Regions from separate parts of the Homo sapiens genome. Here region 1 is linked to region 2. Evidence: chromatin loops called from intact Hi-C (ENCODE). Cell type or tissue: prostate gland. All regions are shown on one strand. Each heading gives the region's core, and the rest is flanking DNA. Links, peaks and the distances in the headings are about the cores only.

Region 1 (2,852 bases), core at 353-2,852, 130 kb after region 2:
CAGGCCAGTCCAAGCCCCAAACAGTCCTAGATCTGGGGCCCTCCAGGGTCACCTCCCCATCCCCGTGCCCCCAGCCTAACTTGTAGCAGCTGGAGGTGCTGTGAAGAAGTGTTTACGCCCATGTTCACTCATTAGAGTCTTCATGCCACAGGTGCATCTAAATCCCTAGAAATGTGCATTTTTTAGGGTGGCCTCTGTTCACCTGTACAGGGAAAAATAAGTTAAATATTCCCCCATTCCTGGATATTTTACAACACGTGTAAAGTTCCAATATATAAAAAAAGCAGGCCTTTTTCCCACCCTCAAAAGCTTCTATAGTCAAGATTCTTGCATTGAACAGGCAGGTTTTCGTTTTCTGCATCAAGTCACCAAGGGCGCCCTCCTGATCCTGCGTGCTCAGCCACACGTCCTGTGCTCGTCACCCATGGGAAGGGAAGGATCTCTCAGGCCGGCCCCTTGGGTCACTCCCCGAGCCTTCAGCAGCAGCAGTGTGTCACTTTTTGAGGCCTTCTGTCTCGTGTTAAAGGCTGTGAGACACTGGAGTGAGGTGGGGGTGGGTCCACGGTTTCCCAAGTTTATTTTCCTAGAACATCAGTTCACCGGTCACAGGTCACTGGCGTTCAGCAGAGCACAGTTACAGAGCAGAGTCTTGGATGATTTCAGACTGTTGCCCATGGTGAAGGCCGTCAGAGTGTTGGTTCTGGGAGCCCCCGACAGAGAGAAATTCTCCTAGGCCAGTGCCTGGGGCTGAGAAGGGCTCTCAGAAGGGTCCCCCAAGGAGTGGTTTAAGAAGAGAGGCAGGCGCGGGGAGGAGGGAGGAAGTTCCTCCGCCCAGACTGGATGAAACCCTTCCCATCCTGCAGAGCCGTGAGCAGGGAGGCACCTTGCCTGTGGCTCTGGGGCAGGGGTGGATGGCCTGGGGACGATGCTGATGCCCAGGGAGGAAGCATTCTTGGCCAGGCTTTAAAAATGTGTAATTAGGCCTAGAAAATATTTCAAGGCCCCATCCAACTCCAAGAGCCCATGTTGCTATGGCAGAGCCCATTGGCACAGCCTGGAGGTGACCTGCAGTTCTAACCAAGCGTCTTCCTTGTCTGTCAGGACATTAATGAAATGGTACGGACTGAACGACCCGACTGGCAGAACGTGATGCTGTATGTGACGGCGATCTACAAGTACTTTGAGACCTGAGCATGCCGGGAGGAGCCGCCCCAATAGCGGGGGTACCCCTCCACAGCGACCGAGCGACACCGACGCCATTAGCTACGCACCCCTGTAAAGCTTCCAGCAACTCTGGGCTGCCCCACAGCGTGTGAGCCTCCAGCTCGGGGCTTCCGTATTGGAAGAACTCAGCCGTGTGGCCCACAGCTCCCACCAGGGCCCCTCCCACATGACCCGTCCATTCAGGTCATGTGGGCTCAGCACACATCCTGCAGGCCGGTGGCTGCTGGAGTTTTCCTTCTGAAGAGAATATTGAACTACACTAGTGCTCCAGGGCACCAAACAAAAAGGGCTCATGCACAGCTGAATTTGGGAAAAGGGATTCAGTTCTGTGGGAAACTCACTAGGGTTGATGAAGGCTCGGCCGCGGCACTTCCTGACTATTGGCTGGGGTGGGTTCCGGTGCTGGTGAGAACCCAGAAGGAGAGTCAGCGCCTGGCAGTTCCCAGCGCCCTGGGCCCTTCACCGTCCTAGTTTGGAGGAGCATGTTCACCACAGACGTGGGTCAGCTGCCCCACACCTGACGGGGCTGTCCCGGCCGACACAATCCAGGCGTGTTCAGCCTGAGCTAGGAGAGTATCTAGAGGGCGTGGTGCGGGCACGCCAGGGCTGGGGTGCTGCTGCTGCACTCACGCGGCTGGGCTTTCTGGCGGGAAGCAGTTACGGGGGCCCCTTGCCTGGACTCAGCGACCTGTCTTCCAGCCTGGAAGGGGTTTGGAGTCCCAGCTCTGGCTTTAGATTTCTTCATCATAAGGAGTTTTTCTAGTTAACATTTTTGTTTTGTTACGAGCAATGCTGGAAAAGGTCGCTCCTGTTCTGTTAGTACCAAAGTTACATTGTTTCAATAAGCATAGAAATCTAAACAACATCTGTACATTAGCATGGTGAGAGCAAGGAATAAAGCAGGAAATAGGAGAAAAGTAAACAACTTTAGGGAGCCCAGGCAGTGTCATTTAAACTCACTGAGTCACTAAGACATAATTCTCCTAGGCCAGAGTTAAAGAAAGTGCCTTAACTCTTCTTGTGAGGGCAGCCACTGCCCTCCGTGGCCAAGGCAGGACCTCCAAGACTCAGTGGTTGAGTTGTCTCCTACCACCATGCCCGCCCTCCCCAGGTACTGGGTCCATGCCCCCTGTGCCCACCCTCCCCAGGTGCTGGGTCCATGCTGTTTGAACCAAAGCCTTATTTAAAGGTGGTCACTGGAGATGCTCTCAGGCCAGAACTCAACAGCTATTTTTGGGAATAGGGATCTCCCGTGTGCCTAACGCAGTAGCTATTGGTTTGAACAATGTCCAGACAAGACCTGTACCTTTGAGAATATAACTGTGTTTGGCACCTGCATAGCACCATGAGGAAGACCAGCCACCAGTGGAAGCGGGGTCACTGCCCCACAGACTGGATGCAATGAGGGGCTCACAGGAGGCCCAGCCAGCCCGATTGTGGGCTGAGGGGTCTGCATTCAAGCACGATGTTCTAGAATAGGAGTTTAACGTGTCTACGTAACCTAGAATGTGGTTATTAGGAAAGGGGCTGTGCATGTGGGTGCAGCTGGCGGCACACCTGGTCACCAGATGGCCAGAAGCTGCCCATCAGCCCTGCCCAGATGTCAGCCTGGGAGCTCAGGCTGCTGC
Region 2 (2,906 bases), core at 103-2,602:
TTCTCAAATCCAAAATTTTAAGCTTTTTTTTTTTTTTTTTTTTTTTTTTTTTGGACATATCCTTGCTCTGTTGCCCAGGCTGGAGTGCAATGGCGTGATCTTGGCTCACTGCAACTTCTGCCTCCTGGGTTCAAGCGATTCTCCTGCCTCAGCTTCCTCAGTAGCTGGAATTACAGGTGTCTGCCACCACACTTGGCTAATTTTTGTACTTTTAGTAGAGACGGGTTTTCACCATGTTGGTCAGGCTGGTCTTGAACTCCTGACCTTGTGATCCGCCTGCCTTGGCCTCCCAAAGTGCTGGGATTACAGGCGTGAGCCATTGCTCCCAGCCAATTATAAGCTTTTTAGAAAGGATTTTTTACATTGTTATATTTGAACCATTAATGAAGTGCAAAATGAAATGTTTCATTTAGTATTTCACATCAGAGGTTGTTATAAATGTACAAATAGATTGATGTTTTGAATTAAAACTATGGCTGACAGTTAATTTTATCGATACCAAATTGTGCAAGTTTAAACTGCCTGCCAAGAGTCTGAGCATAAAGCTGTGGTTTGAAAGGATCCTGAATAAACGTTTTCTTTTTGTAAATATTCAGAAACTTTGGCTAAGGAGGTAGTGGCCAGAGGAGACGCAAAATTTTTTGCATTCTGGCAGTTTGAACTTTGGGAACGAATGTGTTTTGGACTAAATCTGGAAAAATCACTTATGTACTGTTGCCAGACATTCTTTTAGGCTGTCCTTTTCCAGGCTTGTCACTTGTCTGGAATGTTAAGTGTTGTCAGTAGTTTAACGTCCTTTCCAGCAGCTTGCATTAAAGTGAGAGAAGATCTCCAGAAATGGATCTGAAGAGGTCTTGGCATAAGATTAGGACTTTTATTTCATTATTTTTTAAAAAGTAGAAAGAAGGAGAAGACTTACATGGTTCTAAGTTTAAAAAAATCCAGGAAGCTTCTAATCGTTTCTAATTATTTTCTTGGGTTAAGCCTCATAGAATAATAGAAATCATAAGTTAGTGTGAGTGAGCTTTTCGTTGGCCAAAACAAGTGGGAATACAGTTGTGCTGTTTAGTGGCCATTTGAGTTGGTATTACTGATAACTACCTCCTTTTTTTTTTTTTTTAGCATCCTATGTGTAGTTGTGGTTGGTCTAGCATCCTATATGTAGTTGTGCTTGCTTTCCTCTCTAACCAAAGTTTGTTTTTCCTTTCTGTCCACGTGGGGTTATTATGAGAATCAGTGCCCTAGTATTTGTGCAGTGTGGGCTTTCCACATTGTCTGGCTGGTGCTTTCCAGGCAGCTTACTTTCATAGTTAAACGACAATGGCAACATCAACAAAGTGTCTCTGCCTCCTCATTACCCCCGGCTCTCTCCCCTTCACACATTTTTGAGATGTTCTTTATCCTTTTCTTTCCTACTCAGCTTTTTATTCCACTCCACTGCAGCATGACTTGGCCTCCATCCCTCCACTGGGGATTCATTGGCCCTGCTCACCATCACCTCCTTATCTTGATTAAAGTGGCCACTCAGGCGTGACTGAGCAGTCTTTCTCCTGTGGATTCACCTTGAGACTTTCTTAACTGGTTGGACAGGCAGAAAGGAGGGAATTGTGAGAAGAACTGGGTTAAAGCAGAAAGGAGCTGCATTTTCCTTCCGTGGCCATGAGGCTGTTTAAGGGGGAGTGCCTACCTGGAGTGGGGAGAGGACATAGAGTACAGTTTCTTTCGTCCTGGAGTTGGAGGTAGAAACAGGGGAGGTAGATCTGGATGCCATCTTTCCTCATAAGTCATAACCGATATCGTTGATTCCTGGAAATGGGAAACTACCCTGTTAAATGTACTACATGTTACAATTTTAGGCATAGTATAAAATCTGTCTTTAAAAATTAAGAAAGTACTGTCTTATAAAAACAAGCATTTAAAAGTTGTGCCTCAGTCAGTAAGCATTGAAGTTTTTTGAGCAGTACTGGACTTCTGTCTGGATTCAGACTGAGCAGAGAATCACATATCTGAAGGCATCTTACCCCTGCTTCTCTCTCCCTCCTGTCTGTTTCATGCACCTTGAATATATGCCAACTTGCACATGTGCAGTTTTTTGACATGACAAGGCTCAGACTTTCCCTCTTAGTAGTCCTTGACTTTTTCAGTGGAGTCTCACTCCAAGTCTTTAAAATGTGTACATAAAATGCACCTTTCTGAATGTGTGTCATAATTCACCATAAGAAAGGTTATGTATATGTTGAAGAATATAGGATCAATCCATTACATTATGATTTATTTGATTTAAACACTTCTTACTGGGTTTCTTTTGAAAGTTTTGATTGGCTTTTGGTAAGACACATGTTTTATCAAATCGATTGTTGATTTTGCTTCATTTAGCAGCATTCACTTTCTGACTCTGAAGTGGCCCTTTCCCTGAGTTATAGTTTCCCTTGACTGTGTGATTCTTTCTTCTCAGTGTTTTAAGTCTGTTCTTAATTTACAATTTTAATATGATCTCTACATTTTGAAAATGAAGTTTGTGAAATAAGAGAGATAAATATATTTAGATTGCTTAGGTTAAAAACCCTTTTTGGATTTTCAGTGGGTATTGATAGGCATAAAAAGTCATAATTAATAAGCAGTTCCTCTTAAATTGTTTGATTCCGTGTTCTGAAAGTACAGATTATGAAATGAAATTTTCGAACTTCTGAAAGCTACTAATCCACTCTCCTTTATAAACAAGGCTCACAGAGTGTGGGTGACTTGCACAAGGTCACATAGATGGTGCCAGACCTGGGACTGCAATCCAGGTCTCTTGATTTTTGTTCCAGTGTACTCCATACTATGTATTTTCATAATATGTAATTTTCAGTGGGAAAAACCCATAAGCTAATGTTGTTTGTTGACATCTGTGGGCCATGGTATAT

What was found. Hi-C counts contacts between places; a loop is a spot of excess contacts. Peaks named below come from ENCODE experiments on the same cell type or tissue, not always from the same donor. Only the 100,000 strongest peaks of a DNase experiment are listed, where the experiment ranks them.
Region 1: it touches region 2 in a loop (2.0-fold over the local background); 3 of 110 quality-filtered maps call a loop at or near these places.

Annotation. Positions count from the first base shown.
Region 1 is chr22:24,413,433-24,416,284 of GRCh38, forward strand. It overlaps SPECC1L (sperm antigen with calponin homology and coiled-coil domains 1 like), which reads left to right. Exons shown (of 17, transcript NM_015330.6): 17 at 1,102-2,852. The coding sequence ends at 1,191. SPECC1L-ADORA2A (SPECC1L-ADORA2A readthrough (NMD candidate)) reads left to right here. Exons shown (of 20, transcript NR_103546.1): 18 at 1,102-1,312. Among named protein-coding and RNA genes, the nearest start is that of ADORA2A, 13 kb to the right of the region's middle. In prostate gland, for the core only: no CTCF peak of the experiment used is centred there; no DNase peak of the experiment used is centred there.
Region 2 is chr22:24,288,593-24,291,498 of GRCh38, forward strand. All of the region lies in intron 2 of SPECC1L (sperm antigen with calponin homology and coiled-coil domains 1 like), which reads left to right. All of the region lies in intron 2 of SPECC1L-ADORA2A (SPECC1L-ADORA2A readthrough (NMD candidate)), which reads left to right. Among named protein-coding and RNA genes, the nearest start is that of SPECC1L, 19 kb to the left of the region's middle. In prostate gland, for the core only: no CTCF peak of the experiment used is centred there; a DNase peak (open chromatin) is centred at 1,248; H3K27ac peaks cover 2,464 bases.